Linked DNA regions of Homo sapiens: region 1 is linked to region 2. The links are chromatin loops, found by intact Hi-C in ENCODE. Cell type or tissue: Caco-2. All regions are shown on one strand. Links, peaks and the distances in the headings refer to the core of each region. The heading gives the core; the rest is flanking DNA. Region 1 overlaps LINC03006 (long intergenic non-protein coding RNA 3006). Region 2 overlaps LOC105375336 (a long non-coding RNA gene).

Region 1 (15,047 bases), core at 3,661-11,660, 290 kb before region 2:
AAACAAGTGGGAAATTTCATGCAGAAATTACATACAAGAAATAGGAAGAAAATATACAAAGGTCAAAACTTAGTAAGTCACATTGACCTAGCATGTTGCCTGGATTATTTAGGTATGCAATAACTTTTTACTGAAATGGAATGTTCTCAAGTACTGTGAGGCCAAGTAATTCAAGATAGAGAGGAAGGAACACCATCCATGTCTGTCGGCAAAATAGTAGCAAAACCTTTTCACCTCTCGCATAGGAATTTAGTTAACTTTTTAGGTATGTTTCTTGGAGCCCTTACAGTATCAACTACATTAGTAGGCTATACCGCTATGGAAAAAATGATCTCTGAGTAAATTGCATGTAGACCAGAAGGAAATATAAATGAACTAGTTTCCAGATGCCGATACAATGGCTGTAGGCTTCATTGAGTGCAGTGATTCTTGAAACTGGGTAGATCTTGCAGCAGTCCACACAGCTATCTGGGAGCTTTCATCCCAATGCTGACAGCTCATGTGCAAGGAGATGAGATCTAAATCAGATAGGTATAGAGACCATGCTAGCTGAGATGTTAATGAAGCAAGGACTCCTGAAGAAGGGGAACTTGACACTGTACTGCCCACATGCTATGCTTCTCTTCTGTATTCGTAGTGAGTCTAGTGCCAAGTGTAGCCTGTGATAGTCTTTGATTTTTAATATTCTTTGAGCTTAATGGGCACTGCAGTGGTTTAATCAGGTCTTGGGATCCCGACAGGTGTTTCCCCCAGGTCCATTAGGAGTCTTCTGTTACTTTTAGAGATCGTTTTTATAGTGTAATATACTAATTTTCCTTTAATTTAGGCTCAGGTTTCTGGGACTTTGGTCCACCTCAGTTTGCAGATTTCACAAGCAAATTATTTTACGTTTCTTTTCTACAGACTTTACCCCTTATTTGGGATGTGTGAAAAATTTTTACAGGAAGTAGACTTTTTTCAGAGGTAAGTATTTTATAACTCTTCCGGCTTATAAAATCTTGGTTACACGGAGTATAGCACTTGCAGGCAATAGGAACAATCACAAATCACATTCCTTGGTTTAGCTTGTGCAGCCAGGCTATCATCTGTGGCCATGTCGTTAACCTTAAATTAGGAAAAAAAAACTAATTTGGTTTTTTTCCTTAATATTATAGAAACTTCTTTGAAGTTGGAGCTTCAAAACTAAACCTACCAGGAATCACTTGCATTTAGCACTCAGCTAGGCCATAAAAACACAAGTAATATGAAGAAAACGTGTAAATACGTTTGTTGAAAAAAATCATTAGTCATCTGTTTTTTTCAACACTGTTCGTTCACACCATTCTTATTTATTTATTTATTTATTTATTTATTTATTTATTTGAGACAGAGTCTTGCTCTGTCACCCACGCTGGAGTGCAGTGGCGCAGTCTTGGCTCATTGCAGCCTCCGCCTCCTGGGTTCAAGTGATTCTTCTGCCTCAGCCTCCCAAGTAGTTGGGACTACAGGTGCCTGCCACCACACCTGGCTAATTTTTGTATTTTTAGTAGAGACGGGGTTTCATCATGTTGGCCAGGCTGGTCTCTAACTCCTGACCTCAAGTGATCTGCCTGCCTTGGCCTCCCAAAGTGCTGGGATTACAGGCATGAGCCACCACCGCGTCTGACCTCATTATTATTTTTTGAGACAGGGTCTCACTCTGTCACCCAGACTGGCACAGCTCACTGCACCCTTGAACTCCTGGGCTAAAGCTATCATCCTACTTCAGACTCCTGAGTAGCTAGGACTACAGGCATGTGCCACCATGCCTGGATAATTTTTAATATTTTTTTTAGAGATGGGGTCTTGCTGTGTTGCTCAGGCTGGTCTCAAACTCCTGGCTTCAAGAGATCCTCCTGCCTCTGCCTCCTGAAGTATTGGGATTACAGGTGTGAACCACTGCACCAGGCCCACACTGTTCTTATACTTGCATATTTCTCTGTAATCTACAAACAATTGTTTTGTAATTCTATAGGTAAATTTTATTTTGTAGAATACATATATTTTTTCAGAGTTTTATATGGAATGAATCTGTTAAAGCACATGCAGTAGTTGAATGGAAAGCTTGATGAAGAAATAGGAGTCAAGGGAGTGACCAGACTTCTGGTATGCTGGCAGAATAATACTGGGAGAAGACATAGGATCTTAAAGCACTGATGAAGTCTGTTTCATTTCTTCCGCTCATTGTCTCTGCCCTCATGAAGTTCACCAAACCTGAGGTTTTTGTGACTCTGTACTTGTCATTGGGGTGATGATAGCTTCTTACAGGGCTGAGTTGCAACGCTACCTTCACCAGCAGGTAATGCTGTCTAGCAAACTGTACCATCTAGCTTAGCTTTTTAAGATCCTAGTTTTGAGGCTGGGCGCGGTGGCTCACGCCTGTAATCCCAGCACTTTGGGAGGCTGAGGCGGGTGGATCATGAGGTCAGGAGTTCGAGACCAGCCTGGCCAACATAATGAAACCCTGTCTCTACTAAAAAATACAAAAAATTAGTAGGGCGTGGTGGTGGGCAGCTGTAATCCCAGCCACTCGGGAGGCTGAGGCAGGAGAATTGCTTGAACACAGGAGGCGGAGGTTCCAGTGAGCCGACATCACGCCATTGCACACCAGCCCGGGCAATAGCGCGAGACTCCTTCCCAAAAAGAAAATAAAAAATAAATTCTAGTTTTGAATCTGAAATAAGTTCATGCCTTACTTTTGGCTTTAGATTCTTTAAAGTAGAGAGTCTGTTTTTGCACAGTTGGGTTGAAAAGATTTTTGGGAAGATGATAGCTCTGAATCCCCAAAGTTCTTCATCTGATGTTCTTAATTCATCCTTTGAGTTCCTGCACAGATATCACCTCCTCAGTGAGATATTTTTTGACTATCCACTGGCACGAGGCCCAAAATTGGATCAGTCTGAGACAGGAGTAACGTACTTAACTTTTCTGAGCCTCAGTGAGGCATCATCCCCTCTGAGTCTCAGTATTTCTGCCACTTGAATGTAAGCTCCATTGAAGCAATCGTTTTGTTCTCTTTTGTTCACTGTGTTTCCAGAACCTAAAATAGTGCTTGGTGCTTCGTAGGTCTTAAAAATGTATTTGTTAAAATAATTAATGAATCTATAATATGAAAATAAAAATTCTAATGATGCATAGGATTGCTGGGAGTTAAATAAGATCATGTAAAACACTTAAGAGTATGCCTGGCACATAATGGTTATCAATAAACAGAGGCCTTTCTGATGATCATGTGACTGAGGCATGATTGTATAGGTACCAGTCTATCTTGGTCGTAAATTGCAAGCTCTTCTCACTTCATCATTCTTCCTACTTCAGGGTTTGGTAGGTGTCTGGGGCCCAGCCTGTGGTGAATGTGTGCACAGTTGAATGAGTCAGTTGCTTCTGTTTGTTCCTCCAGGTATTTCATCGCTGATTTGCCCCACTTGCAGGACAGCTTTGTGGACAAACTCCTTGACCTTATGCCCCGACTCATGACATCCAAACCTGCAGAAGTGGTCAAAATTCTACAGACCATGCTGCGACAGAGTGCCTTTCTGCATCTCCCACTTCCAGAGCAGGTCAGGGTCTATTTGGCCCCTGTAGGCCAAATCTGTCCAGACGGTCAAAAATCTTTACCTTGGTGATCTTCTTTGACCAATGGAGCAGCTGGGCTAGGCTCTTCCTCTGAGTGGCTCCCACATGCCCACTCATTAGATAAGGAGACAGAAAAAAGATGTGTTTTCTTGTCCAGGAATGACCTGGCTTTAGAATCATAGGATTTTCCTCTGGCTTACAGATCCACAAAGCCTCAGCCACCATCATTGAGCCAGCGGGCGAGTCAGACAACCCTTTGCAGTTTAACTCTGGGTTGGTGGTTGCCCTGGATGTTGATGCAACCCTGGAGCATGTGCAGGATCCTCAGAACACTGTTAAGGTCCAGGTCTGTCGGGTTTGGGTCCTCGTGGAGCTTCTAGACTGACCTTGTGTTGAAGTATTTAATGTTAGTACCCCTATAGTCTCTACTTGAGGGACAGAAACTGGGACAGGAGAAGAAATGAGCCTCTGTGGGAAAGAACCTAGGCTTGAATCTCAACTACTGCTGAGTGTGGTTTGAAGCAAGTTACTTTAAACTCTGAGTCTCAGATTCTACAACTGACAAATAGGAGGAGTTGACATAAAGAGATAATGAATTTAAAGCCCCCAGGACCCAGTAAGGGTTCAGTAAATGATAAGACCTTTTCTAATCTTGTAATGTGACGTTAAGATTTGGTCTTTTATTACAGAAAACTATAATAAACAAGTTCCTTTCAGGCTGTGAGTCAGTCAGCTGGCAGATAAAATTTATGGATGGGAAAAAGCGATTACTAGGAAATATTCTTTCCCAAGTTACATAGATGTAATAGAGACACATGAGAAATGTAGTAGAGACACTAATCAATTCAGACAGTGCAGTTAAGCCCCACAAAGAGTACTACTCCTTCATTCATCCATCTGTCCACTCATTCATCCTTCCTTCCATCCATTTGTGCAATTGTGTTTACTCTATTGCATGCACTAAGTGCTGTGGTTGCCAAGGTAAATATATCACAGTTCTTCCTCTCGGGGTGTACACAGTTTCATTCAGAGACATACAAATGGGCAGGCAATTATAAAACAGGGTTTGGTGAGTAGACATGCACAGGATGGGTCATCTCCTAGACTGTCTCCTAAAAAACCCTTTCAAAGCACCTCTACCACATGCAGGGCTAAACCTTTTAGAGTATTCAATTTGGAGTGTGGTGGAGGCTCAGGAAAGGAAAGGAGAAGGGCACAAGGGATATGAGAGAAGGGCCAAAGGGATATGAGTCAAAGCAGGGATGCAAGCACTGGCAGGAAGTACAATAAGGGGACAGAAAAATAGGCTGGAACAGGCAGAGAAGGCTTCCTGGAGGAGGTAAGGATGAATCAGGCCTTGAAGATTACGCTTTTCGGCTATGGTGACAATAAAGGAACGGGCCTTCTGGCTTCCAAGCAGAAATTATTATAAATTATGAGACCTGCAGAGAACTAGTTCTGAGCTAGCTGTGAAGTTGTATTGCATATTGGAGTGTTTTTGTTTTGTTTTGTTTTTTTCCACATTAGTGGTTGTCCACCTTCACTGCACTTTAGGATTACTCAGAAAGCATTAAGAACAGATGAATAGGTGTCAGCCTACATTAATTAAATCAAAATCCTGAGAATAGGGCCTATGGGCACTAGTGTTTAAGAGTTCATAGGTGATTCTAATACGTAGTCAGTGATACCAGCAGAACTACTGTTTTACATTGTCCCTGAAAAAAAACTTCACTGATCACCTGAGTGTAAAGGAGATTGTAGGCAGGTTACTTAAGGGTCATCTCCTAGACTGTCTCCTAAACCCCCTTCAAAGCACATCTACCACACGCAAGGCTAAACCTTTTAGGTACCTTATAGGTAGAGGGACGGGAAACTCACTGCCCCATCGTGGGACAGGTCCAGTGCTTTGAAAGTGCCATCCAGTCCAGTCACCACACCCTGAGTCATTCCTCTGTTCCAGGCACTACTTACTTCAGGTGCTCGATAGAGATATAGCAGTAAACATGCCTCAGAGATGACACTGAGATTACATTCCCCAATAAAATACTGTAGATCTGTTCTTTAAAGCAAAGCCTGCAGAACTCCATTCATTAACTATTTATTTTATTTTATTTTATTATTATTATACTTTAAGTTTTAGGGTACATGTGTACAATGTGCAGGTTTGTTACATATGTATACATGTGCCATGTTGGTGTGCTGCACCCATTAACTTGTCACTTAGCATTGGGTATATCTCCAAATGCTATCCCTCCCCCCTCCCCCCACCCCACAACAGTCCCCGGGGTGTGATGTTCCCCTTCCTGTGTCCATGTGTTCTCATTGTTCAATTCCCACCTATGAGTGAGAACATGCGGTGTTTGGTTTTTTGTCCTTGTGATAGTTTGCTGAGAATGATGGTTTCCAGTTTCATCATGTTTTATGGCTGCATAGTATTCCATGGTGTATAAGTGCCACATTTTCTTAATCCAGTCTATCGTTGTTGGGCATTTGGGTTGGTTCCAAGTCTTTGCTATTGTGAATGGTGCCGCAATAAACATACGTGTGCATGTGTCTTTATAGCAGCATGATTTATAGTCCTTTGGGTATATACCCAGTAATGGGATGGCTGGGTCAAATGGTATTTCTAGTTCTAGATCCCTGAGGAATCGCCACACTGACTTCCACAATGGTTGAACTAGTTTAGAGTCCCAACAACAGTGTAAAAGTGTTCCTATTTCTCCACATCCTCTCTAGCACCTGTTGTTTCCTGACTTTTTAATGATCGCCATTCTAACTGGTGTGAGATGGTATCTCATTGTGGTTTTGATTTGCATTTCTCTGATGGCCAGTGATGATGAGCATTTTTTCATGTGTTTTTTGGCTGCATAAATGTCTTCTTTTGAGAAGTGTCTGTTCATATCCTCCGCCCACTTTTTGATGGGGTTGTTTGTTTTTTTCTTGTAAATTTATTTGAGTTCATTGTAGATTCTGGATATTTGCCCTTTGTTGGATGAGTAGGTTGCGAAAATTTTCTCCCATTTTGTAGGTTGCCTGTTCAGTCTGATGGTAGTTTCTTTTGCTGTGCAGAAGCTCTTTAGTTTAGTTAGATCCCGTTTGTCAATTTTGGCTTTTGTTGCCATTGCTTTTGGTGTTTTAGACATGAAGTCCTTGCCCATGCCTATGTCCTGAATGGTATTGCCTAGGTTTTCTTCTAGGGTTTTTATGGTTTTAGTTCTAACATGTAAGTCTTTAATCCATCTTGAATTAATTTTTGTCTAAGGTGTAAGGAAGGGATCCAGTTTCAGCTTTCTACATATGACTAGCCAGTTTTCCCAGCACCATTTATTAAATAGGGAATCCTTTCCCCACTGCTTGTTTTTGTCAGGTTTGTCAAAGATCAGATGGTTGTAGATATGTGGTGTTATTTCTGAGGACTCTGTTCTGTTCCATTGATCTATATCTCTGTTTTGGTACCAGTACCATGCTGTTTTGGTTATTGTAGCCTTGTAGTATAGTTTGAAGTCAGGTAGCATGATGCCTCTGGCTTTGTTCTTTTGGCTTAGGATTGACTTGGCGATGCGGGCTCTTTTTTGTTCCATATGAACTTTAAAGTAGTTTTTTCCAATTCTGTGAAGAAAGTCATTGGTAGCTTGATGGGGATGGCATTGAATCTATAAATTACCTTGGGCAGTATGGCCATTTTCACGATATTGATTCTTCCAACCCATGAGCGTGGAATGTTGTTCCATTTGTTTGTATTCTCTTTTATTTCATTGAACAGTGGTTTGCAGTTCTCCTTAACATCTGTTAAGGAGATTAATTAACATCTGTTAATGAGACCTTTCCTCGATTAAATATTCTGTCATTGGAGATTGGTACATTTCTTTGTCAAGGGCAACAGTTTTTAAGCCATTCACATACACACGTTCCTGGGAGAAGTGACACTGGGGAGATTTTTTTTTTAACCCCTGAAAATAAACATATCGGAGAATACATTCATGATCTCTCCACAGGTTCTAATAAAGGGGGGAGACCTGGGTTCTGCACCTGGCCTTGTTGTCGTGGTTACGGTTGCTTTCAGGCGATGGCACCTGTTCTCCAGGTGTGTCTGGACTTCTACTTGCTTTAGCCATATATGGCCACCAGGGGGAGCAGTCACCCCACAGTTGCCTGGAGCGCCCTCTCTCTCCAAATTCACAGCTTGAAATGTCACCTGTGGCCGTCTGCGGTCATCCACGGTTTTCTTTCTTACCTTTTCTTTCTTTCTTTCCTTCCTTCCTTCCTCCTTCCCTTTTTCCTTCGTTCCTTCCTTCCTTTTTTTTTCTTTCTTTCTCTTTTCTTTCTTTCTTTCCCCCTCTCTCTCTCCCTTCCTTCTTTGTCTTTCTTTCGATCCTTCCTTCCTTCTCCCCTCCCCTCCCCTCCTCTCCCCTTCCCGACAGAGTTTCGCTCTTGTTGCCCAGGCTGGAGTGCAGTGATGTGATCTCAGCTCGCTGCAACCTCTGCCTCCTGGGTTCAAGCAATTCTCCTGCCTCAGCCTCCCAAGCAGCTGGGATTACAGGTGCCCACCATCAAGCCTGGCTAATTTTGTATTTTTAGTAGAGACGGGGCTTCCCCATGTTGGCCAGGCTGGTCTTGAACCCCTGACCTCCGGTGATCCATCCTCCTCAGCCTTTCAAAGTGCTGGGATTACAGGTGTGAGCCACCACAGCTGGCCATCCATGGCTATTTTCACCATGCCTCGCTTTCCCCTGTTGGTTCAGTCACCCTCAAAGGACAGAGCCTCTGTGCTATAGGCCTCCCCCCAGATCTGTGCATTGCCTAATATGACTGGACCCTCCTCCCCACTCCCCATCCTGCCCCAGCTCCTCTGATGACATCATCGGCTCTGGAGCCACCACTCAGCCTCTTGCAGGAGGGTCCCCTCTCTCCAACCCCACTGGCCCCTCAGGACCCCACATCCCCCGGCACCGTCTGGTGCAGGGACTCTTTTTTCTCCTATACCCCACGTACTGTAGAATCTAAGGTAGGGTCTATATCCTTCATGGTTCCTGTGGTCGTGTCCAAGACCTTTCTCTTTCAAAGGCAGCGGAGTCACCTGCTGTCCCTCTCAGTGACTGCTGTCTGCTGGTCTTCCGCTTGCACCTCGTCATCCATTGAGGACTTGTGTTCCTGGCTGACTGCGTTCTCCATCCTTCTTGCCGTCTTGTAGAGCAGCAACCCCTCTACATTCCCCCAGCAGGTTTGCAACAGTGATTTCATACAAGACGTTGGTGTCGTCACCCACGTGGACAGGCCAGCCTACTCCGCATCTCTCTGGGCACTTAGACTGCTGCAGCTCCAGTGAGCTTTTCCAACATGCCTCTCAGCCACCACTCCCTGCCTGCGGTCACACCTGGGACCCTCCATCACCCAGAAAGGAGACTTCAGACAGCTCTCTGCTGACCTCTCTTCTGTTGCTCCAGAACTCTCCACTTGGCCTCCCCACCTCATTGTCACTCTCTCTGTGGTCATTGCCTTCCTTAATCATGGTTCATAATTAAAATCAACTCCTGCAGGGCGAGGTGGTTCACGCCTGTAATCCCAGCACTTTGGGAGGCCGAAGTGGGTGGATCACTTGAGGTCAGGAGTTCGAGACCAGCCTGGCCAAAATGGCAAAACCCCTGTCTCTACTGAAAATACAAAAATTAGCTGGGTGTGGTGGCAGGCGCCTGTAATCCTAGCTACTAGGGAGGCTGAGGCAGGAAAAATCGCTTGAATCCGGGAGGTGGAGGTTGCAGTGAGCCGAGATCACACCACTACACTCCAGCCTAGGCGACAGAGGGAGACTCCATCTCAAAAAAAGAAGAAAAAAAACCTCCTTTTTCTCTCTCTCTCCTGACATTGTTCCCCTGGGCAAGGGTGACATGAACAGGCTGGATCTCTTGCATCTGCAACTGGACAGCCAAGCATCACTGGGAAAGCACACACTCAGCTGCACTTTCACTTTATTCATCTATTTATTCATTTACTTATTTATTTATTTATTTATTTATTTATTTTAGTGACAGGGTCTCACTCTGTCACCCAGGCTGGAGTGCAGTGGTGTGATCAGAGCTCACTGCAGCCTCCATCTCCTGAAGCGATCCTCCCATCTCAGGTTCTGTGGGAGCTGGGATCACAGGCGTGCACCACACCATGCCCATCTAATTTTCTAATTTTCTATAGAGATAAGGTCTCGCCATGTTGCCTAGGCTGCTCTTGAACTCCTGGCCTCAAGCAATCCTCCTCACCTCAACACCCCAAAGTGCTGGGATTACAGGTGTGAGCCACCATGTTTGGCTGTACTTTGACTTTTTTTTTTTTTTTTGAGACGGAGTTTTGCTCTTGTCACCCACGCTGGAGTGCAGTGGCGCAATCTCAGCTCACTGCAACCTCTGTCTCCTGGGTTCAAGCAATTCTCCCACCTCAGCCTCCTGAGTAGCTGGGATTACAGGTGCCCACAACCCTGCCCAGCTAATTTTTATATTTTAAGTAGAGATGGAGTTTCACCATGTTGGCCAGGCTGGTCATGAACTCCTGGCCTCAGGTGATCCACCCATTTCAGCCTCTGAAAGTGCTGGGATTACAGGCGTGAGCCACCGCACCTGGCCTGGCTGGACTTTCACTTTAAATTCAGACTTCAAGTGGGCTTCCTGGCAACCCCTCTACATTCCCCCAGGAGGTTTGCAACAGCGATTTCATACTTCCTCTCTCTCTCTCCTCAAACCTCCTGTGCTTCCTTCCCTCCCTCCCTTCTGCTCAGCTGACACTCACTTCTCCAACATTACTAGAAGCCCTCAGAGTGAATGTTCTTATCTTCCCACCATCCACCGACTGTGTCTCTCTCTTCCTTCCACTGTCACTGTGTAATAATTGCCCTTCTGCGGCTGGGCATGGTGGCTCATGCCTGTAATCCCAGCACTTTGGGAGGCTGAGGTGGGAGGACTGCTTGAAGCCAGGAGCTTGAGACCAGCCTGGGCAACATAGTGAGACTCCATCTCTACAAAAAAGTTTAAAAATTAGCCATGGGCTGGGTACGGTAGCTCACGCCTGTAATCTCAGCACTTTGGGAGGCTGAGGTGGGCGGATCACCTGAGGTCAGGAGTTCAAGACCAGCCTGGCCAACATGGTGAAACACTGTCTCTATAAAAATACAAAAATTAGCTGGGCCTGGTGGCATGCACCTGTAATTCCAGCTACTTGGGAGGCTGAGGCAGGAGGGTCACTTGAACCCAGGAGGCGGAGGTTGCAGTGAGCCAAGAATGCACCATTGCACTCCAGCCTGGGTGACAGAGCGAGACTGTGTCTCAAAAATAAAAATAAAAGTTAGCAAGGCATGGTGGTGTGCACCTGTGGTCCCAGCTACTCAGGAGGCTGAGCTGGGAGGATCACTTGAGCTCACGAGTTCAAGGCTGCAGTGAGCCATGATTGGGTCACTGCACACCAGCCTGGGTGATGGAGTGAGACCTTATCTCTCAAAAAAAAAAAATGTCCTTTTGATTTATGAAGCCTCGGCCCGGCCTGAGCTGTGGGTTCCTATTCCTTCTGGCTTTCTCAAGCTTTTCTTGTCCACTGGAAGCTTTCACTAGAGGGTAGAGGACTGGCTCTGTAATTGGGGACCTAATTGATGCTCTGTTTTCTGTAAAGAGGAATTTTTCTAATTGCCACTTAGCAGGGAGCCTGGCTAGGGATGGAATCTGGGGGCCTTACTATTGGTTCACCCTCCTGGGGACCCCTCATCTTTGGTCCATGCATATTCTCCTTGGGGTGGCATCCTGGAATTAATGATCTCTTACACATCACAGCACCTCGAAGCTCCCCCAGACACATCCTCATCCAGCCTCTCACTCTGATGCCATCATTGTCTAGGGACACCTCCGCATAGGTCCATACCATGTCTCAAGCTGCTCATCTCAACAACATTTGTGCTCCAGGAGGTGGAGGTGCCCTAGGGGGCTCCTCACCAAGGGAGTGGGCAGGTGATCCCAGCACTTTGGGAGGCCGAGGCAGGTGGGTCATTTGAGGTCAGGAGTTCATGATCAGCCTGACCAACATGGTGAAACCCTATTTCTGCTAAAAATACAAAAAAATTAGCCAGGCCTGGTGGTGCATGCCTGTAGTCCCAGCTACTCAGGAGGCTGAAGAGAATCGCTTGAACCTGTAAAGCGGAGCTTGCAGTGAGCCGAGATCACACCACTGCCCTCCAGCCTGGGTGACAGAGTGAGATTTAATAAAAGTGTATGCATTGAACCCATTGGGAGGTTTATCTGTTAGGGAAATGGGAATAACTGGGAATCACACAATCAGAGAGACAGGAGTCGGGACTTGCATGGGGCTGTGATGCCGTGGCCTGTGGGTCTGGGTGGGGGAATGTGATGCACTCTGCCCTCCCCCTAGGCCCCATCCCTCCTGTCTAACTCAGTTGTCCTTACCTGTGGCTCTCAGGCTCCCCTGCAAAGGCACATTGTGGCTGCAGCTTCCAGCTTCCTCAGAAGCAAACATCCTTTGGTAAAAGCCAAGAGGTCAAGCCGGGCTTGGTGGTTCACTCCTGTAATCCCAGCACTTTGGGAGGCTGAGTATCACGAGGTCAGGAGTTCAAGACCAGTCTGGCCAACATAATATAACAGTATAACGTATAATAGTCGAATGCATAAAAAAAATTACAATGACAGCAAAAAAAACAAAACAAGACCAAAAAAAGACAAATCAGACTTACCTTTCTCCGTGCTAGATTTCTAGGAGGCCACACTCTTCTCTTCCTGTTCCTCCCCTAAATAAAAATGGAGCACAAAATTATGACTACAGATTTCTTCAAGAAAGACCTGTAGATTCTGCAAGAGCAAGATCCTAGAAAGAGAGAATGAGGAAATGAACATTGAAGTCCAGACACAAAACAGGAAAGAGGGAGACTGGCTTCACTCTCTCCTGGTGGGACTGTCACAAAAACGAGTCAGAGGCAAAATTTCCTAAGACTGCTTCCTCTAGGTAATGCTTTAGTTTTACCCCCTTCAAGCACTGCAGAGTCAGCATATTCTTTTCTGTGGCTTCAATTCTGCAAGATTCAGGTCTGATAGGAAATCATGTAAACCTGATTAGCAGAGTACAAAGAAAAGAGAGAGGCAGAGGGAGAGGGAAAGAGAATCTCTTGGGAGAACTAAATGAATAGACACAGAAGCAGACTCAGGCGGGCGCAGTGCCTCACGCCTGTAATCCCAGCACTGGGAGGCCAAGGCTGGTGGATCACTTGAGATCAGGAGTCTGAGACAAGCGTGGCCAACATGGTGAAACCCTCTCGCTACTAAAAATACAAAGATATTAGCCAAGTGGTAGTAGCATGTGCCTGTAAGCCCAGCTATTTGGGAGGCTGAGGCAGGAGAATTGCTGAACCCAGGGGGCAGATGTTGCAGTAAGCCCAGATCACGCCACTGCACTCCAGCCTGGGCAATAGAGAGACACTCCGTTTCAAAAGAAAAAAAAATTCACCGGATGTGGTGGCACATGCCTGTGGTCCCAGCTACTCGGGAGGCTGAGGCAGGAGAATTACTTGAACGCCAGAGGTGGAGTTTGCAATGAGCCGAGATCGTGTCTCTGCTCTGCAGCCTGGGTGATAGAGCGAGACTCCATCTCAAAAATAAATAAATATATAAATACAGGGGACAGAGACAACAGCATTCCAAGATGAATCAGAGAAAGGATCTGCTGCCCAATTACAAGGAAGCAAAGACAACAGTTTGTGTGTGTGTGTGTGTGTGTGTGTGTGTGTGTGTGTGTGTGTGTGCGCATGTCTGAGACAGGGTCTTGCTCTGTCACCCAGGCTGGAGTGCAGCAGTGCAATCATAGCCCACTGCAGCCTAGAACTCCTGGGCTTAAGCAATCCTCCTACCTCAGCCTCCTGAGTAGCGGGGACTACAGATGCACACCACCATGCCCCGCTAAGTTTTTATTTTTTGTAGAAACAGGGTCTCGCTATGTTGCCCAGGCTGACATTGAACTCATGGCCTCAAGGAATCCTCCCACACTGGCCTCCCAAAGTGCTGAGATGACAGCCGTGAGCCACCACACTGGGACTGCAGTTTCTTATAAAGTTAAACATATACTTATCATAGGACCCACCAAGGCTGGGCGCGGTGGCTCATGCCTGTAATCCCAGCACTTTGGGAGGCTGAGGCAGGTGGATCACCTGAGGTCAGGAGTTCAAAACCAGCCTAGCCAACATGGTGAAACCCCCGTCTCTACTAAAAATACAAAATTTCCAGGCATGGTGGCACATGCCTGTAATCCCAGCTACTAGGGAGGCTGAGGCAGGAGAATTGCTTAAACCCAGAAGGCAGAGGTTGCGGTGAGCCGAGATTGCGCCATTGCACTCCAGCCTGGGCAGCAAGAGTGAAACTCCATCTCAAAAAATAAAAATTAAAAAGACACCCAGCAATCCCAGTCTTGGAGTTTTATCCAAGAGAAATGAAAACATATTCATAGCAGCTTTATTTGTGACTGCCCAACACAAGAAAAAACCCAAATATTCACCAACAGATAAATAGCTAAACAAATTGTGGTATATCCCTACGATGGAACACTACTCAGTAATAAAAAGAAATGAATTACTGATACATGCTACAACATGGATAAATATTTTAAAAAATATACCAATAGGGCTGGGCGCGGTGGCTCATGCCTGTAATCCCAGTACTTTGGGAGGCTGAGGCAGGTGGATCACGAGATCAGGAGATTGAGACCATCCTGGCTAACACGGTGAAACCCCGTCTCTACTAAAAATACAAAAAATTAGCTGGGCACGGTGGCACATGCCTGTAGTCCCAGCCACTCAGGAGGCTGAGGCAGGCGAATCGCTTGAACCCAGGGGGCAGAGGTTGCAGTGGGCCAAGATTGCGCCACTGCACTCCAGCCTGGGGGACAGAGCAAGACTCAGTCTCAAAAAAAAAAAAAATTATACCGATGGAAGGCCAGGCACGGTGGCTCACACCTGTAATCCCAGCACTTTGGGAGGCCAAGGCAGGCAGATTACCTGAGGTCAGCAGTGACCAGCCCAACCAACATGGTGAAACCCTGTCTCTACTAAAAATACAAAATTATCTGGGCATGGTGGCGCATGCTTGTAATCCCAGCTACTCAGGAAGCTGAGGCAGGAGAATCACTTGAACCCGGAAGGCAGATGTTGCAGTGAGCTGAGATTGCGCTACTGCACTGCAGCCTGGGCAACAGGAGCGAAACTCCATCTCAAAAAAAAAAAATTATACCGATGGAAAGAAGCCAGACACAAGAGCACATACTGTTTCAGTTATATGAAACACTAGAAAATACAAATGCCCTAACAACAAAGATCAGATCAGTAGGGCTGGGGGTTGGGACGGGGCTGACTGGAAAGAGGCCCTAGGAACCTTCTGGGTGATGGAAATGTTATTGTGATGATTACAAGTATGAATAAATTTGTCAAA
Region 2 (15,047 bases), core at 3,043-11,042:
TAGTTAAATCACTAATAGAGGCTGGATGAATGGGCCAGATGGATGGGGCCTGTGAACATGAGTGAGTCTGGCCTGTACAATTATAATATAATTGGCCTCGAGGGGCCCAGTTTATAATAGTTTCCAATTTATTGTTTTGTAATACCACAGCAGTATCAGTCACACATTTTTTCCAAACTAAGACTTTTGGGCCTTTTGATTTTTTGGGAATTTCTTGGGGCAAGGCTTCCCCTTACGCCTAAATTTTAATGATCTTTGATAAGAAGAGTCCTGTAAATTATTTATCTGTGGCTCCAGTGACATTTCACTTACCATGTGATAAGTAAATCTACTGGTGGCACTGACAGTAGGTACTTCTACCCACCAAATTTGGGTTGTAGGCGTTAAGCATCCTGGTGCCTTTTCTAGGCAAATAGGGGGATAATAATACCCAATGGAAATATTTATTATTATTTCTTTTTTTTTTTTTGATTGGGCACGGCAACGATCATCTGTGGGGCCTGGTACCCACGCACTATTATTAACATATTCTTTAATAGGATTATTTATCCATGTGACTGCCCAAATTAAGGACAGGAAAGGCACATAGGCCCAGTAAGTATAATTAGCTGCAGCTGTTTCTGCAGACATGAGGAGACTTACCACCGTTGATACAATTATCAAAGCTGTAACCAGTATATTTTCTAGAGTTTGTATTACCCTTGTTTTTTTAGGCTTTTTTTAGCTAACTGTGTCAGCTTCTTTAGTGGACCCCAGGTCGGCAGCTCCGCTTTTTTGGTGGATGACAGCTTTATCTGTTTTTTTGATATTACCATTTTGTTTACTTGGGGAGTCGATGATGCTTGATTGTGGGTTTTTTGTTTTTGCAGAGGCGCTTTTTTTGCATCTTCGATGGGTTTATTGTAGAACTTTAAATGTCTAGTGGGTATTCAAACAGGAAGCTGATTTTTTTCTGGTGAAACACAAGTAGTCCCAACTACGGAAGGCAGAGGACAAGGGGGGTGAGGCAGGAGGATCACTTTAGCCTAGGAGTTGGTGGCTGAAGTGAGCTATGATCGCACCACTGCACTCCAGATTGGGTGACAGAGCCACATCCTATCTCTAAAACTAAAAAATTAAAACATACAAAATCATCTTGTTTGGTCATCTCTTAGAAATGGATGAATTCCTTTTCGAGATGAAGATTTAATGTTTCCCAGATTTCACCTATTATCTTAGTAAACAAAACGGGGACTTAAAGAGGCAGGAGTTAATAAACAGAAATACAGGTACAGTGCCTCTGCCCTGAAAGCACTTAACCCAGCTGGAGAAAAAAGACAAATACATGCAAATTTTCACAACAAAAGATCTGAGTGACAGATATAGTGATCATCTGCCTCAAAGAAAGACACAGCTCATTGCTGAAAGGGTGGCCGAACAGTGTGGACCCTGAAAGACTACAGAACTTCAGAGGAGATCAAATGACTGCAGTGACCACCCCTGTGCAGGCGACAACTTCTACATTTCTCTCTCAATTTGACCCTGGAGCTGCAGATCCATCTTTCCAATCAGCTCAGTAAGTATTTACTGCGTTAAAGAGCTTCTGGAGTGAAAACATGAAGAAGCCATGACTCCTGCAGCCATGTGTTGGGGGAAGCAGAACACTTACCCACTCTCCCTGAGCCTCAATTTCCTCATCTGTGAAATAGGAATGATAACAGTACTTACTATCTTATGAGAGGATTAAGAGGGATGAAAATCTTCCCAGAGGCTGCAGCTACCATTTATTGCTTGCTTTCCATGTGCAAGTACATTGAATCCTCAGATTTCACTGACACTGAGATAGCAAATAACTTGTCCACAGTTGCAAAGCTAGTAAATGGCAGAAAAGCTCCTGTTCTTGGCCATCTGCTTCTACTGTACATGTGATAATGGATCGAAAGTGTCATAATGCCATCTGTCCCACGATAGTTTCTCCATAAATGGCAGTCATTATTAGGGCAGTTCTAGTCAATTTCTACTGCTTGTAGAATGTTTACTCCCCCAAATGTTTACTCTAGACTCAAGAAAGGAGACTCCACAGAGATGACCCTTGCACTAGACCCTGAAGGCTTTTCAACACAAAAGGGATGGAAGGGACAGACAGCCAGGGCAGGAACAACACAAAGACATGCCCAGAGGAAAGAAAGCTCCCGGAGTTTCAGGAAACAGCTAGAGAGGGGTAGGACATGGGGTGAAAAAGTCATCTGGGACAAGATCGAAAGGGCCCTGACTATCAAGAGGCTGGGTGTGACTTGGTCAATATAGGAGAACAACCAAGGAAGAGGGGCATGTTCTGGCTGGTGCTGGCAGCGATTCTGGAAGACCCAAGAAAATGGAGGCAGACAGTGAGGAACGCACTGTAACACCCTCTGGGTGAGCAAGAGTAAGGTTATGAAGTTGGCCAGCAGCGGCAGGCATGCCAGTAAGTGTCTAAACAGGTGAAATGCTTCCCGTTACCCTCAGGTAAAGTCAACAGGACCTGTGTAGATTGTGTCGGGGGAGGAGGAGTGAAGGAACAGATAGTTAAGGTTAGGTTGTTTAGAAAAAAATACATTATTTAGGCCGGGCACGGTGGCTTACACCTGTAATGCTAGCACTTTGGGAGGAGGTCAGGAGATCGAGACTATCCTGGCTAACACGGTGAAACCCCGTCTCTACCAAAAATACAAAAACTTAGCCAGGTGTGGTGGTGGATGCCTGTAGTCCCAGCTACTCGGGAGGCTGGGGTAGGAGAATTGTATGAACCTGGGAGGTGGAGCTTGCAGTGAGCCGAGATTGCACCACTGCACTTCAGCCTGGGTGACAGAGCGAGATTCCGTCTCAAAAAAAAAAAATTATTTAAAATGAAATTTGAGTTTGCAGTACCTTTATACCTCTGAAGACGTTTCTGTCAAAAGTGTGTCTTAAAAAAAAAAAGCGTGTCTAGTTTGAGGCCTAATTTGGTCTAGAACTAAAGAAAAAAACCAGCACTAGATTTAATTGCAAGGAGTTATATGAAACTGTGGAGTGGATATTATGCTCCAAAAACCAACTGTGGAGTGAGTGAAGACCAGGACAGAACACCATAAAGTGCCTCCATTTAAGAGGCCAGGAGAAGCCAGGCCTCCCCTGGGATTATAGGCACATGCCACCATGCCCAGCCAATTTTTATATTTTTTTAGTAGAGACGGGGTTTCACCATGTTGGCCAGAATGGTCTCGATCTCCTGACCTCGTGATCCACCTGCCATGGCCTCCCAAAGTGCTGGGGTTACAGGCATGAGCCACCGCGCCCGGGGTTAACCAAACCTCTTCTTTTTTTTTGAGATGGAGTCTTGCTCTGTTGCCCAGAGTGGAGTGCAGTGGCGTGATCTCGGCCCACTGCAACCTCCGCCTCCGAGGTTCAAGCAATTCTTCTGCCTCAGCCTCCTGAGTAGCTGGGACTACAGGGGTGTGCCACCATGCCTGGCTAAGTTTTTGTATTTTTAGTAGAGACAGGGTTTCACCGTGTTAGCCAGGATGGTCTTGCTCTCCTGACATTGTGATCCACCCACCCTGGCCTCCCAAAGTGCTGGGATTACAGGCGTGAGCCACCGCACCCGGCCACCTCTTTCATTGTCTCTACTTTCTCCCCTTGCTTCTCAACTCCCTGCACCCTAGCTCTTGCCCAAGCGATCACCAAAAGTGTTCTTCCTTCAAGGGCCTGGTGCCTCCACATGGACAAATCCAGCGGTTGCTCCTCGGTCCTACTCCATCTGACACTGCTGATCATTCCCTCCTTAAAACTGCCTGCCCTCGGGGCTTCCATGACATCTTCTCTTTCAATTCTTTTCTGATATTTCCGACTCTCCCTTCTTCATCTCCTTCTGGATTTTCTCTTCTCCCACGAGGCTCTGGCACTCTCATGGTGCTGACTTTCATCCTCTGACCCTCCTACTGACGTCCTCACCCAGGCCTCACAATGTCAGCTACCACTACAAGCTATAACCAAGAAGTCCATGCTTTCTGGAGACAGAGAGAGGAGAAGGACCAGAGAGCAGCAGACCAGAGGTGGGGATGGGCAGTGGGGTGGGTGAGGTGGGGGAAGTGTGCGTGGTTAATGGGTATGAAAAATAGAAAGAATGAATAAGGTCTAGTATTTGATAATCCAACAGGGTTACTATGGTCAGCAATAATTTCATTATACATTTAAAAATAACTACAAAAGTATAACTGGATATGTTTATAAGACAAAGGATAAATGCTTGAGGTGATGGCCACCCCATTTACCCTACTGTGATTATTACACATTGTATGCCTGTATTGTAATATCCCATATACTGGCCAGGCGCAGTGGCTCACGCCTATAATCCCAGCACTTTGGGAGGCTGAGGCGGGCGGATCACTAGGTCAGGAGATCGAGACCATCCTGGCTAACATGGTGAAACCCTGTCTCTACTAAAAATACAAAAAAATTATCTGGGCGTGGTGGTGGGTGCCTGCAGTCCCAGCTACTCGGGAATTTGAGGCAGGAGAATGGCTTGAACCTGGGAGAGAGAGGTTGCAATGAGCTGAGATACGCACCACTGCACTCCAGCCTGGGCAACAGAGCAAGACTCCGTCTCAAAATAAAAAAAGGAATATCCCATATACCCAAAATATATACACCTATCATGTACTCAGAAAAATTTAAAAATTAAAAAACAGCCATGTCCTCATGCCATGTGACCTGAGCTTCACACATTTGTGGCCGACTGCCTGCTAGATTTCTCCACCTTGACATCTCTGACATGCCATGAACTTAACACGCCCCAGAGTGACCCTACAGCCTTCCCAACAAACCAGCTCTTCCCATTGTACTTCTCTTCTCGGTGAAGTGCCAGGCACCCAGGCCAGAAATCTGAGGGTCCTCCTTGACTCCTCCTTCACCCACTGCACATATTCAGTCACCAAGTATCAATGATTACACTTCTTTCAGGACATCTAGGCTAGGCGTGGTGACTCATGCCTGTAATCCCAGCACTTTGGGAGGCAGAGGCAGGCGGATCATTTGAGGTCAGGAATTTGAGACCAGCCTGGCCAACATGGTGAAACCCTGTCTCCACTAAAAATATAAAAATTAGCCGGGCATAGTGGTGGGCGCCTGTAGTCCTAGCTACTCGGAAGGCTAAAGCAAGAGAATCTTTTGAACGCGGGAAGAGGAGATTGCAGCGAGCGAGATCGCGCCACTGCACTCCAGCTTGGGCAACAGAGCAAGACTCCAACTCAAAAAAAAAAAAAAAAAATGCTGGGCTTGGTGGCTCACGCCTGTAATCCCAGCACTTTGGGAGGCCAAGGCGGGCGGATCATGAGGTCAGGAGATCGAGACCATCCTGGCTAACACGGTGAAACCCCGTCTCTACTAAAAAAATACAAAAAATTAGCCAGGCATGGTGGCGGGCACCTGTAGTCCCACCTACTCGGGAGGCAGAGGCAGGAGAATGGCATGAACCCGGGAGGTGGAGCTTGCAGTGAGCCAAGATCGTGCCACTGCACTCCAGCACTTCAGCCTGGGCGATAGAGCAAGACTCCGTCTCAAAAAAAAAAAAAAAAAAAAAAAAAAGATACCTATCCCTTCCTCACCATTTCTACAGCCCACTCCAACCTCTTGGTTAGAGGATGATGGCCTTCATCTTCAGTGGGCTGCCACTTTTTCAATCTATCTGCACTCATACAAATAAAGTCTCTTTTAAAAGACAGAAACATAGTCATCTCATTATCCTGCTTGTAATCCTCCCACTGTCCTCACAGGTTGTAGTCTGAACTTGAATTTCCTTAGTTCAGCCCCCAGAACCCTCTGAAATCTGGTCTTTGTCAGTCTCTATAGCTTTGTATGGCCCTACTTTGCACTCATATCCCAATTGACCCAAACTGCAAACACCCTACAGAAAAGCACGAGGCTACTTCCTGATCTCAGGCCCTACTTGGCACATGGTGTTTGCTGACACTTCAGTGTCTCTCCACCGTGTCCCTACCATAGCACCTCCACTGTGTTCATCTTTGTGTCCCCAACAACCAAGACAAAGCTGCCATGAGGTAAACGTAATCTGAAGCATACATGAGAGAAAGAGCTAGGGAAGCCCCGACTTGCAAAAGTTCATGGGAGAGAAAGGGGAAAACTCTGGGGAGATACGGGGCAGGACTCCACTCTCTGAAAGCAGCCAGGGTACCCGACTGCAGACACCAGGAAACCTACAACTCATCCGTCGACTCTGAGCTTTGCTGGTCCCAGAGGAACATATTCCAAATACGTTGTCAACTCCCAAGAATAATCTGTGCCCAGAAGAGTCCTTTTTAGGGATGCAAAGTTATTTATGACCCTATCTAAGCTGGGTCTTGAAGGCAAGTCCTCTTGCTATATTCCCGGCAGACCTAATCCCAACCCTAACACAGAGCTGTATACTTTAGGGAGGAGATGTCAGTATGAGAGCTGGGGCTACAAGCCAGGCTGCAGTTCTTTGGGAACTAGGTGCCTGAAGCAAAAACTAAAATGATTAAAGAGCCAAATGCTTCAGAGGAAGTAACATGCTGTAGAAAAAAATGACACAGAGCCAGGTGCGCGGTGGCTCACGTCTGTAATCCCAGCACTTTGGGAGGCCAAGGCGGGTGGATTCTTTGAGGTCAGGAGTTCAGGACTAGCCTGTCCAACATGGTGAAACTCCATTTCTACTAAAAAAAAAAAAAATTAGCCGGGCATGATGGCAGGCGCATGTAATCCCAGCTACTCAGGAGGCTGAGACAGGAGAATCACTTGAACTGGGGAGGCGGAGGTTGCAGTGAACCAAGATCACGCCATTGCACTCCAGCCTGGGCAACAAGAGCGAAACTCCACCTCGAAAAAAAGAAAAAATGACACAGGACATCGTATCACAGTGACTTGCAGTTGAGTCCCAACACTACTGCTTTGCTGAATAAGGTTATAAAGTCAAACAAAACATGGTTCCTACCCTACCCGCAAGGTCTCTCTGGTAGTGGAGGTATTTAAGCAAGTTAATAGAGCCCCAGCTTGTACTAACAGAATCAGACCCATTAAGGGCTGTTATCTTGAATCTCCTCTCCCTGAGAGAATGGCAGAGAAAAATTCTGTTGTGAATATTCAAACACCAGGATTAAAGACGCTTCAGGAGTTCCTGTTGTAAGTGTAATGTCTTAAGCTGCAACTAGCACACAATGGTCCAGGTCTTGATGGCTTTGGTCAAGCAGCTCCCTGGGTCACGGGACACTGAGGCTGTTTGAACTGCAAGGGCTGCAAGTTCCCAGAGAAGGAGCCAGGCCCAGCCACAGTGAAGAAGCCTGCCTCTCCCTCTACTGGCTGTTGGACAACAACACTGCCTGTAGCGTTTGCTCTTGGCAGTCATGGAACCAAGTAATTAATGAAAGGGTTGAGGTTAAAAGGTTTAGAAAGCCTTTTAAAAAGATTTTTGGCCAGGCGTGGTGGCTCACCCCTGTAATCCCAGCACTTTGGGAGGCTGAGGCAGGCGGATCATGAGGTCAGGAGATCGAGACCATCCTGGCTAACACAGTGAAACCCCATCTCTACTAAAAATACAAAAAATTAGCTGGGCATGGTAGCAGGTGCCTGTAGTCCCAGCTACTCGGGAGGCTGAGGCAGGAGAATGGTGTGAACCCGGGAGGCAGAGCTTGCAGTGAACCGAGATCGCGCCACTGCACTCCAGCCTGGGCGACACAGCGAGACTCCGTCTCAAAAAAAAAAAAAGAAAAAGATTTTTTAAAATCCTCGATTTCAAGATCACAAGTGGAAAAAAGGAGTTGAAATTAATCCTTCTTGAATATTACAGTCTGCTTTAAATTTATATAGATTATGGCCAATCATGAATCAGCTTGCAAGACAATGCCTATTTATGTGTAGGTTTTTTGAACAGTCTTTGTCCATATTTATAGTGGAAAAGATGTTGGGCTTAGGAAGCAATACATCAGCCCAGACAAAGAGCTGAAAAGAGGCCTTAGAAATCAACTGTTAGGACTTCTGCTATAGGACAAGATGGAGAAAGCCCACGAAAGCCTTTCTCTCTGCATAGATTACAATGAGAAATTTTGAGACAGCTGGGCGCAGTGGCTCACACCTGTAATCCCAGCACTTTGGGAGGCTGAGGCGGCGGATCACCTGAGGTCAGGAGTTCAAGACAAGCCTGGCCAACATGGAGAAACCCCATCTCTACTAAAAATACAGAAATTAGCGCTGGTGGCATGCACCTGTAATCCCAGCTACTCAGGAGGCTGAGGTGGGAGAATCACTTGAACCCAGGAGGCAGTGGTTGCAGTGAGCCGAGACTGTGCCAATGCCCTCCAGCCTGGGCAACAGAGCGAGACTCCGTCTCAAAAAAAAAAAAAGAAAAAAAAGAAGAAGAAATCTCCAGACAAAATACACAAAAATATACCTGAGGACTCTGAAAAGCAAATTAAAAGCAGGTGGCCTGGGAGGGAAACAAAACCTGAGAACCATTTGGGGTGGAGGATGAATCTGAGTTTCTTGGGGCTTTTTTCCCTCTTTTCTCTCAGGGCCTCAATCCTGGTGCAGCTGTGGTGGCCTCTATAGAAAGCTCCAACTCCAGGAGAAACCCAATCTTTCTGGCCAGGGAACTGAGAAAGGCTGGAGACCTGGGAGGAGCTCACAACTCAAGGGCAGCCCCCAACACAGGGACCAGCAGCAGGCATAGCCCGGAAGGGAGCCCTTGCTCTCCAAAGTGCCCAAGAGTCATTTTTTCCTTTTCCACTTTCCCTGCTCTGCTCCAAGGACAGCTCTAGTAACAACCACACACAGGCAGGCAGGTAAACCTTTGAGAGACACTGGGAACAACCACACCTAGGCAGGCAGGTAAACCTTTGAGAGACATTCAGAACAACCACAAACAGACGGGCAGGCAAACCTTTGAGAGAAACTCAGAACTTGTGGCTAGAGGACCAAAAAAGGGATCTCATGTGAACCAGAGTACGAGCGGGGGAGTCCCAGAGAGGAGAGCTAGAGAAGGGGACTCCTCCAAACTTGAATATCAATCAACACAAATCCTAGGTTCACCTGAGCTATTTATGTGCAGAACAGCACCAAAACAGCAAGCATGGAACAGACCCAGCACAGCAAAGACCCCGAGTGAGAAGGGAGCAAGTTCCACCGCCAGTCCAGTCCCATATGCAAAGACTCAGAGTGGCAGGGCAAAGGTTTCAAAAACCAAATGACACTGAAATCCTTGCCCCGACTTGAAGTCCGAACCTAATTGGATTGACAGTCTCCTAAAACACAAACCAGAGGCTTTTAACAGGACCCAGAGTCCAAACAATATAATACTCAAATGCCCAGGATACAATCTACAATTACCTCGACCACGAAAATATGACTCATTCTCCAGGGAAAAGGTAATCAACAGATGCCAAGCCCATGATGACCCAGATGTTAAAATTATCAAGATTCTGCTACTATAACAACCGGTGGTAAAAGTAAACATTCCTGAAATGAATGGAACAATACTAGTTCTCAGGAAAGAACAGAAGTTATAACAAATAACCAAATGGAAACTTTAGAACTGAAAAATACCTGAAATGAAAAATTCACTGGTAGGCTTGATAACGGAAGATGCCAGAACAATCTGTGTGTATACAGACAGATCAACAGAAATTATCCCGTTAAGACTTTGAGGCTGCAGTGAGCCTGATCGCGCCACCGCACTTCAGCTTGGGCAACAGAGTGAAACCCTGTCTCTATTTAAAAAGAGACAGAAAAAAAGAGAGAAATTATTCCATTTGAAATATAATTTTTTTTAAAAAAAGGAACAGAACCACAGAAACCTGTACAGCAGCATCAGAGGTCTACCAATCACCCAGGAGTGATTGGGTGATTGGAGTCTCTCTCTGTCACCCAGGCTGGAGGGCAGTGACACAGTCTCAGCTCACTGTGTTTTTGGAATTCAAGAAAAGGAGGAGAAAGAGTTTGGGACAGAAAAATATTTCAAGAATAGTTAAAAACTTCACAAATTTAGTAAGAAACATAAATTTACATAATCAAGAAGCTCAGTAAAGATAAATTGGGGAAAAAATGCTGAAATATATCATTATCAAATTATTGCAGACCAAAGACTTGAACAATCTTTTTTCAAATTTAATTTTATTTAAAAAAATTTTCCTTAGGCTAGTCAAGTGAAGCAGTGGGAGTAGAGAGGGAATACAAAAATCTTAAAAGCAGCCAGAGGAAAATGACACATTAGGGTTAGGGTGATAGCAGATTTTTAAAAACTTTTTTTCAATTAATTATTATTATTATTATTATTTTCTTTTTTTGAGATAGAGTCTCACTCTGTCTCCCAGGCTGGAGTGCAGTAGCACGATCTCCACTCACTGCAAGCTCTGCCTCCCGGGTTCATGCCATTCTCCTGCCTCAGCCTCCCAAGTAGCTGGGACTACAGGCACCCGCTACCACACCCGGCTAATTTTTTGTATTTTTAGTAGAGATGGGGTTTAATCGTGTTAGCCAGGATTGTCTCGATCTCCTGACCTTGTGATCCGCCCTCCTCAGCCTCCCAAAGTGCTGGGATTACAGGCATAAGCCACCACGACCGGCCCCCATCTCTATTTTTTAAAAAATAATTAATTGGGCCAGGCGCGGTGGCTCATGTCTGTAACCCCAGCACTTTGGGAGGTCGAAGCGGGTGGATCATGAGGTCAGGAAATCAAGACCATCCTGGCTAACACGGTGAAACCCATCTCTACTAAAAATACAAAAAATTAGCTGGGCGTGGTGGCGGGAGCCTGTAGTCCCAGCTACTCAGGAGGCTGAGGCAGGAGAATGGCGTGAACCTGGGAGGTGGAGCTTGCAGCGAGCAGAGATTGCGCCACAGCACTCCAGCCTGGGTGACAGAGCGAGACTCTGTCTTAAAAAAAAAAGAGATGGGGTCTTGCTATGTTGCCCAGGCTGGTCTCAAACTCTTGGCCCCAAGTGATCCTCCTGCTTTGGTCTCCCAAAGTGTTGAGATTACAGGCATGAGCCACCACACCTGGCCTGATTACAGATTTCTAATCAGAAACTGTGACAGTCAGAAGTCACTGAAATGACATCTTTAAAGTTCTGAAGGAAAAGACCAATCAACCCAGTGAAATTATCCTTCAGGAATGAAAGAAACTAATTACATTCTTGGCTGGCGCTGTGGCTCACACCTGTAATCCCAGCACTTTGGGAGGCCGAGGCAGGCGGATCACAAGGTCAGGAGATCGAGACCATCCTGGCTAACACGGTGAAATCCGGTCTCTACTAAAAATACAAAAAATTAGCCAGGTGTGGCGGCGGGCGCCTGTAGTCCCAGCCACCTGGGAGACTGAGGCAGCAGAATGGCGTGAACCCAGGAGGCGGAGCTTGCAGTGAACCGAGATTGCACCACTGTATTCCAGCCTGGGCGACAGAGAGTGAAAGAAATGATGACATCTTGGGTAGACATAAAAGACTATTTTTGTTATCTTAAGTTCTTTAAAATATGTAAGAATATAGAAAGTAAATAGGCCAGGCACGGTGGCTCACGCCTGTAATCCCAGCACTTTGGGACGCAGAGGTGGGCAGATCACGAGGTCAGCAGATCGAGACCATCCTGGCAAACATGGTGAAACCCTGTCTCTACTAAAAATATAAAAATTAGCTTGGCGTGGTGGCACATGCCTGTAATCCCAGCTACTCAGGAGGCTGAGGCAGGAGAATAGCTGGAACCAGGGAGTCCGAGGTTGCAGTGAGTCAAGATCGCGCCACTGCACTCCAGCCTGGTGACAGAGTGAGACTCTGTCTCAAAAAAAGAAAAAAAAAAGAATATAGAAAGTAAATGTTAAAACACTACTAACAGTACCTAGATTTTATGTTTCAATGTATGTAGATTATATGTTATAAATACAACAACTATAATGTAAAGAGACTTATATACATTTACTAACTGGTCAAATATTAACTCTGGACTATAAATGGTCAGGCATGCATATTATTATCCTTACAGTAACTACTAAAAATAAAAATAAACAAAAAAGATACAGCCAAAAGACTACAAATCTTTTTAGATTTATAGATACAGAAAAAGCAAGTGACAAGATTCAACACCCAATCTCAGCAATTTGAACTTCGTAAACCTGTTGAAGGACATCCATAGAAAACCTACACTAACATCATACTTAATGGTAAAGGACTGACTGTTTCCCTTGAGATCAGGGACAAGATGAGGATGTCTGCTCTCACCACTCCTACTCAACATCGTCCTGTAGGCCCCAGCTGGGGCAATGAAATAAGAAAAAGAAAAGACATACAGATGAGAAAGAAATAAAACTCTATTTGCAGACAACATGACTGTCAGCATAGAAAATCCTAAAGAATAAACTAAAAAAGTTCCTGGAACTAATAAGTGTATTTAGCAAGGCTGGAGGGCATAAGATCAATATAAATTCAGCTATATTTCTATATCAGCAATCAAGAACTGGAAATGAGCACCATTTATAATAGCACCCAAAATTATAAAATAGGTATAAATTTTAAAAAATTTGTGCAGAACCTGTACGCTACACTGTTTTCATGGACTGGAAGGCTCACTATTGTTGTTGTTTTTTTTAACCTTTGACTGATCTTAAATTATTCATATTGTTGGCCGGGCGCAGTGGCTTACGCCTATAATCCCAGCACTTTGGGAGGCCGAGGCGGGCAGATCACGAGGTCAGGAGATCGAGACCATCCTGGCTAACACAGTGAAACCCCATCTCTACTAAAAATACAAAAAATTAGCCGGGCGTGGTGGCAGGCACCTGTAGTCCCAGCTACTCAGGAGGCTGAGGCAGGAGAATGGCATGAACCCAGGAGGTGGAGCGTGCAGTGAGCCGAGATCGCACCACTGCACTCCAGCCTAGGCGACAGAGACTCTGTCTCAAAAATAAATAAATAAATAAATAAATAAATAAATAAATAAATAAAATTATTCATATTGTCAAGATGTCAATTCTCTGCCAAAACTGACCTATAGATATAACACAATCCCAATCAGAATCTCAGTAGGATTTGTTGCAGGTATCAACAAGTCAATTCAAAAATGTTACATAGGCCGGGCACGATGGCTCATGCCTGTAATCCTAGCACTTTGAGAGGTCGAGGCAGGGGGATCACCTGAGGTCAGGAGTTCAAGACCAGCCTGGCCAACACGGCGAAACCCCATCTCTACTAAAAATACAAAAATTGGCCGGGTGCAGTGGCTCACGCCTGTAATCCCAGCACTTTTGGAGGCTGAGGCCGGCAGATCACCTGAGGTCAGGAGTTTGAGACCACCCTGACCAACACGGTGAAATGCCATCTCTACTAAAATTACAAAAATTATCTGGGCGTGGTGGCACGTGCCTGTAATCCCAGCTACTCAGGAGGCTGAGGCAGGAGAATCGCTTGAATCCGGGAGGCAGAGGTTGCAGTGAGCAGAGATCACACCACCGTACTCCAGCCTAGGTGACAGAGCGAGACTCCATCTCAAAACAACAATAACAACAACAATAGAAATTGTGAAAGATGACACAAACAAATGGAAGCACATCCATTGAAGACTTCCTAATATTAAGATGTCAATACTACCTAAAGTGATTGATATATTATTCAATGCAATCCCTATCAAAATCTCAATGGTAGGCCGGGCACGGTGGCTCACACCTGTAATCCCAGCACTTTGGGAGGCCAAGGTAGATGGATCACGAGGTCAGGAATTCGAGACCAGCCCGGACAACATAGTGAAACCCCATCTCTACTAAAAATAAAAAAATTAGCCATGGTGGCACATGAACTCGGGAAGTAGAGGTTGCAGTGAGCCAAGATCACGCCATTATACTACAGCCTAGGTGACAGAGCGAGATTCTGTCTCAAAAAAAAAAAAAAAAAAAAAAAAACCTCATTGGCATTTTTCTCAGAAATAGGGAAATCCATCCTAAAATTCATATGAAATCCAAAGGGACCCCAAGTAGCTAAAACAATTTTGAAAAAGAAAAATAAAGTCTGAGTAGTCATACTTCCCAATTTCAAAACTTCTTGTAAAGCTATAGCAATCAAAATAGTGTAGTATTAGCAGAGAAACAGATATACAGACCAACAGAGTAGAGAGCCCAGAAAGAAAACACTTGCATATATGGTCAAATAATTTTGATAAGGAGACTAAGACCATTCAAGAGAGATGGATCATCTTTTCAGCAAATGGTACTAGAAAAACTGGATATTCACATGCAAAGGAAAGAAGGTGGATCCTTACCTTATGCTATATACAAAAATTAACTGAAAATGGATAAATATTTGCAGTGATAAGTATGCTAATTACCTTAATTTGAGCATTAAATATTATATACATATCAAAATATGACTTTATATGCCATAAATATGCACAATTATGTCAATTAAATCTTTTAATTTAAAATTCTTTTTAATTTTTAAATAGAGGATCAAATACTTAAACATAAGACTAAAACAATAAACTTCTTAGAAGAAAGCATACAGAAAACGCTTCATGACACCGAAATTTTGTTTTTTGTTTTTTTTTTGAGACAGAGTCTCACTCTGTTGTCCAGGCTGGAGTGCAATGGCATGATCTTGGCTCATCACAACCTCCACCTCCTGGGTTCAAGAGATTCTCCTGCCTCAGCCTCCTGAGTAGCTGGGACTACAGGCGTGCGCCACCACACCCAGCTAATTTTTGTATTTTTAGTAGAGACAGGGTCTCGCCATGTTGGCCAGGCTGGTCTCGAACTTGAGAACTCAGGTGATCCGCTCACCTCGGCCTCCCAAAGTGCTGGGATTACAGGCATGAGCCACCGTGCCTAGCCATGACACTGAATTTGATAATAGTTTATTGGATTTCTGACATCAAATGCACAAGTAACAAAAGAAAAGCGACAAATTGGACTTCATTTAAAAACTTTGTGCACCACAGGACTCTTACCAACAGAGTAAAAAGACAACCCACAGAATGGGAGAAAATATTTGCAAACCATATATCTACAAAAGGATTAATATCCAGAATATATATAAAATTCCTAAAA

Evidence for each region. Peaks named below come from ENCODE experiments on the same cell type or tissue, not always from the same donor. Only the 100,000 strongest peaks of a DNase experiment are listed, where the experiment ranks them.
Region 1: a loop joins it to region 2, with 10 times the contacts of the local background. A loop is called at or near these places in 10 of 110 quality-filtered maps.

The regions. Positions count from the first base shown.
Region 1 is chr7:65,714,745-65,729,791 of GRCh38, forward strand. LINC03006 (long intergenic non-protein coding RNA 3006) reads right to left here. Exons shown (of 8, transcript NR_038378.4): 3 at 12,311-12,364. It also overlaps the pseudogene INTS4P2. Among named protein-coding and RNA genes, the nearest start is that of SNORA22, 33 kb to the right of the region's middle. In Caco-2, for the core only: a CTCF peak has its summit at 7,690 (motif pointing right); a DNase peak (open chromatin) is centred at 7,717.
Region 2 is chr7:66,006,838-66,021,884 of GRCh38, forward strand. The region is part of intron 4 of LOC105375336 (a long non-coding RNA gene); the gene reads right to left. Among named protein-coding and RNA genes, the nearest start is that of GUSB, 32 kb to the left of the region's middle. In Caco-2, for the core only: no CTCF peak of the experiment used is centred there; a DNase peak (open chromatin) is centred at 7,294.